Linked DNA regions of Homo sapiens: region 1 is linked to region 2. Evidence: read pairs that join two places in POLR2A ChIA-PET (ENCODE). Cell type or tissue: PC-9. All regions are shown on one strand.

Evidence for each region. ChIA-PET counts read pairs that join two places held together with the same protein. Peaks named below come from ENCODE experiments on the same cell type or tissue, not always from the same donor. Only the 100,000 strongest peaks of a DNase experiment are listed, where the experiment ranks them.
Region 1: POLR2A ChIA-PET joins it to region 2 with 35 read pairs; 5 of 35 experiments call an interaction of 5 or more read pairs at or near these places.

Annotation. Positions count from the first base shown.
Region 1 is chr6:42,078,564-42,081,063 of GRCh38, reverse strand. TAF8 (TATA-box binding protein associated factor 8) reads right to left here. Exons shown (of 9, transcript NM_138572.3): 9 at 1-2,500. Among named protein-coding and RNA genes, the nearest start is that of TAF8, 29 kb to the right of the region's middle. In PC-9, no CTCF peak of the experiment used is centred here; a DNase peak (open chromatin) is centred at 963; H3K27ac peaks cover 638 bases.
Region 2 is chr6:42,197,758-42,200,257 of GRCh38, reverse strand. No RefSeq gene overlaps it. Among named protein-coding and RNA genes, the nearest start is that of GUCA1B, 4.1 kb to the right of the region's middle. RefSeq lists cis regulatory regions at 302-988, 1,859-2,500. In PC-9, no CTCF peak of the experiment used is centred here; no DNase peak of the experiment used is centred here.

The DNA.
Region 1 (2,500 bases), 120 kb after region 2:
TATATTTTGCTCTCTAATTTTGTATTTGAAAATTTCCAAAATAAAAGTTTTACTAAGTTCCCAGGTGTGCTTAGGCCAACACAAGGGCTAAGCCTGACTTATTTGTCCACATTGCTGTTAACTTTTGAACACAAATTAAGTTCAAAGCTTACAGTTCTATTTATTTACAAAGTTTTTATTATGAATTTTTATTGAGATTTTCATAAACATTTTTAATCTGCATGTTTACTACTTTTGGCCTCTAAGAAGTCCCATAAAGTTATAAAAAATAGAAATTTATAAATACACATTGAGAATTTTGCATTTTTATACAGGGTCAATGTTTCAAGTTGTCTAACCCTTTCCCTGTCTCCCCTCAGAACAAAATTATAAGAGTATAGCCTCTGAGGCCAGGCGCGGTGGCTCATGCCTGTAATCCCACCCACACTGGGAGGCCGAGGTGGGTGGATCATCTGAGGTCAGGTGTTCGAGACCACCCTGGCCAACCTGGTGAAACCCCGTCTCTACCAAAAATACAAAAAAAATTAGCCGAGAATTGTGGTAGGTGCCTGTAATCCCAGCTACTCAGGAGGCTGAGGCAGGAGAATCCCTTGAACCCAGGAGGTGGAGGTTGCAGTGAGCCGAGATCACGCCATTGCACTCCAGCCTGGGCGATAAGAGTGAGATGCCGTCTCAAAAAAAAAAAAAAAAGAAAAGAAAAAAAAAGAGTATAGCCTCTGAAATCTCAACAGCAGAAATAGCAGCCCTTTTCCAAATCCCACCTCTAACTCAGCACATCTGCATTCAACAGGTGCTTACACTGGATAACAACAACAAATGGAAGCTGCAGAAACACTGACTGGGACAACACCTCCCAAGAGCAGTGAGAACAGCTGGGATTGGCCACGGCTTGAATGTGGGGCTGTGTTCATAAACTTATCAGGCCAAGAATCGCTAAGAACTGAATCACAAACCCTGAGAAGGCCACATAGGCCAGTCTAACTGCTTCGATCTAGGAGAGTTTCACGTTACTACAAACCTGAAAAACTCCTATTTAGTCCAGTTGGGGAATCCAATTTTTTTTTTTTTACTAGCGTCCCCTCTTCCGTTCCTGACAAGCAGCTCTTTCCTTACACAGTACAGTGAGGCCAGAAGAACATGGAGCCTGCTGTCAAGTCCCCAAGTTTTTCAAGTTTCCAAATTCACCAAGGGAATGGAAGACTAAGAGATGGGCTGGGCACCGTGGCTCACGCCTGTAATCTCAACACTTTGGAAGGCCAAGGCGGGTGGATCACTTGAGGCCAGGAGTTCAAGACCAGCCTGGGCAACATAGCAAAATCCCGTGTCTACTAAAAAAAAAAAAAAAAAATTAGCCAGATGTGGTGGCGGGCATCTGTAATCCCAGCTACTCTGAGAATTGCTTGAACCCGGGGAGTGGAGGTTGCAGTGAGCCGAGGTAGTGCCACTATACTCCAGCTGGGGCGACACAGCGAGACCCTGTCTCAAAATAAAAGGAGTTGAACTGTGGAAGCCAAAGGGGAATACATGAAGCTAAATATGGACGTTAGGATTCTAATTTGGGAAACAAGCTTATTCATCCAGTGTTCACTTCCACGTGTTGTTACATTTTTCTTCCTTGGATTTAGTTTTAAAAACTCTTCCTTAGGAGACCAGAAAAGCTATCAGCATGCCCAGCATCTTCCTTAAAAACTTGTTTTCTGGTTTGTAGGGTATGTTAAGAATGAAGTTGTTCTCCCCACAGGATACAAATTGGTTGGACAGACTCAGACCTGCTTCTTGCAGAACGCCTCAGCTTGGCTCACTCCTGCCCATCCACCAGCCTTCCAGCTGACCAGCCGTTTCTCAGCTTTCAGAATACAAGATGAGGCCCAGCCCTCAACACCCCACCCTCACCCCACCAAATCCTTTCCTATTGTTTACTTTATCCTTTTTTTATTTTTTTGAAATGGAGTCTCGCTCTGTCACCCAGGCTGGAGTGCAGTGGCACGATCTCGGCTCACTGCAACCTCCGCCTCCCAGGTTCAAGTGATTCTCCTGCCTCAGCCTCCCGAGTAGCTGGGATTACAGGCATGAGTAACCACACCCGGCTAATTTTTGTATTTTTAGTAGAGACGGGGTTTCACTATGTTGGCCAGGCTGGTCTCGAACTCCTGACCTCAAGTGATCCACCTGCCTTCGCCTCCCGAAGTGCTGGGATTACAGGCGTGAGCCACTGCGCGTAGCCCCTCTTTCCTACTGTTTAAACCCCATGGCTCCTCTGTCAAGTCCCAGCATAATAGAGCCGACGCTCTAGGCTCTTGTCAGAGAAAACCTCTTCTTCCAGAAGGGGTAAGACTTGGCAGTTCCCAAGCACACATTCCTCACAGGGGCAATAAATGGTAAATCTCTCAGGAGGAGAGTGCTGCCCCGCTTCAGGGAGCTTTCGTCAAATGCCGACGGGAGGACAGGTGCAGCCCCGACATGTCGTTCTTCTTCACAGTGATGCATCTGCTCAAGACTC
Region 2 (2,500 bases):
GAATGAATGAGATCATCTAGGGAGCAAGTGTGGGTAAACAAAGGAAGAGTACTAAAGACAAGCCTGGAAAGCTCCCAGCTTTTAGAGATTTGGTTAAAAGCAAGAGGTGCTAGCAAAGAAAATGAGCAATGAGTGAGGCTGGAGTGAAATCAGAGGAGTGTGGGTCCTTGAAATGTAGAGTGGAGAAAGAACTTAGTTTGGTGAACTGTGATGAATCTGTGGCAGGTTAGGTTAAAAAAAAAAAAAAAAAAAAAAAAAAAAAAGTAGATCATTGGTGACCACAATAAAAGCCATTTCTGTGGAGTGATGGGGATGAACGTCCAGTTGGAGTAAGTTGAGGAAAGAATAAGAGATTTAAAAAGAGGATGCAAAATAGGTTTGAGAATTTCCCAGTTATCTATTGCTACCTCAAAAAACACTTAACACTTAGTAGCTTAAAACAGTGACTCTGCAGGGATAGTGTCTGCTCCATGTGGTATTAGCTGGGGTAGCTCAGAAGCTGGGGCTGGAGTAGCTCAGAAGCTGGGGCTGGAGTCATCTGAAGGCTCATTCACCCATGTCTGGTGGTTGAGACTGGCTTTCAGCCAGAACCCCTGCATGTGCTCTGGGCTTCCTCACAACATGGTGGCTGGGTTCCAAGGGCAAGTTCTGAGAAAGAGAGCCTGGTGGAAACCTATCACTTTTGATGACCTAGCCCTGGAAGTCACATTGTGTCATTTCTGCAGTTATCTTCAACAAGGCAGCCAGAAAGTTTCCTCCGGGTTGAAGAGAAAGATAATAGACTCCTCCCTTTGATGGGAGGAATGCGTGAAGCCAGAATGATCGTCCTGCCATTTTCTGAAGATACATCTGCCACAAGGGGCTTTGTTGTAAGGGGAGCAAAATTTAGGACAATAGCTGGGCAGGGGATGTGGGCAGGTCAGTTTACCCAGTAGGCACAGTGCCTAGGGCCCAATATTTTAAATTTCTTTTAAAACCAAAATAAAGGCCAAGTGTGGTGGCTCATGCCTATAATCCCAGCAGTTGGGAGGCCAAGGCAAGAGGATCACTTGAACCCAGGAGTTCAAGACTGGGAAACATAGTGAGACCTTGTCTCTACTAAATATCAAAAAATTAACCAAGCATGGTGGCGCACAACTGTAGTCCTAGATACTCAGGAGGCTGAGGCGGGAGGATTGCTTGAGCCCAGGAGGTCGAGGCTGTAGCGAGCCCTGATAGCACCAGTGCACTCCAGCCTGGGCAACAGAGACCCTGTCTCAGGATAAATAAATTAGTTAATTAAAATAAAATCGGAGCCGGGAGCGGTGGCTCATGCCTGTAATCCCAGTACTTTAGGAGGCCAAAGTGGGTGGATCACTTGAGGTCAGGAGTTCAAGACCAGCCTGACCAACATGGTGAAACCCTGTCTCTACTAAAAATAGAAAATAAGCCAGGCATGGTGGCGTACGCCTGTAATCCCAGCTACTTGGGAGGCTGAGGCAGGAGAATCACTTGAACCCGGTGGGGCAGAGGTTGCAGTGAGCCGAGATCGTGCCATTGCACTCCAGCCTGGGTGACAGAGCGAGACTTCGTCTCAAAATAATAATAATAATAATAATAAAATAAAATCATAATTTAAAAGAAACACCGAGTCTAGATTATGTTCTTTTTTATACCAGTGATAATTATTAATATTTACTTATTTAATATTTTTTCAGTATTTGTATTATGACCCATGAAGGCAAAAACGTGTGGGGCCCGTGAATGTCATAATGTAGCCCTGAATGTGGGGTCAAGGAAGGATTTTTGTCTTGTTTTAATAAAGGCAATATTACAGCACACCTGAATGCTGACGGGAATGATCCATTAGAGAGGGATGAGTGGAGGCTGCAGAAGAGAAAGGGAGTAACTGCGGGAAGGAAGCTTTCGAGTAGGTAAAGAGAGATGTGATCTAGGAAACAAGTGGCGGTGTTGACGGGGACAAGGGGAAGGGCACGCTGCTTCCACTGAGACCGGAAGGGGGCAGAGGACATGGGCACAGATACAGAGAAGTTGGTAAACACTGGTGGGAAGATGAGTCACTGCCTCATCTGTCTCTGTGAAGTGTGCAACAGTGTGGGAGTGAGTGGAAGGTTTGAGGGCAGGAAGCGCTGTGGAATAGTCATCTCAGAGAGGGGGAGAGGGAATTCGGCAGGAAGAGTATGTAGTATGATTGTCTGGCATGATCTGAAGTGCGTACAGCCAGCATGATTTATGATGTCCTCCAATGATGTCCAGGCTCCCCACTGTAGGCAAAGTGTTACTGCATAGTTAGTGAACAGCCTTAACCAGGGCCAGGCCAAGTGAGGCGTTAGGAGGAGAGAGGGGCACAAAAGTCAAAATGGAGAGAATGCTGGGCCATGGAATGAAGATAAGGAGGAGAGTGAGGAGATGAGCAAGATGACAGATGTTAAAAACAGATCAGCAGGTTGGAAGTCGCAATGAGATTAGTGAATTATTGGAGTGAAGGTATTACAGTAAC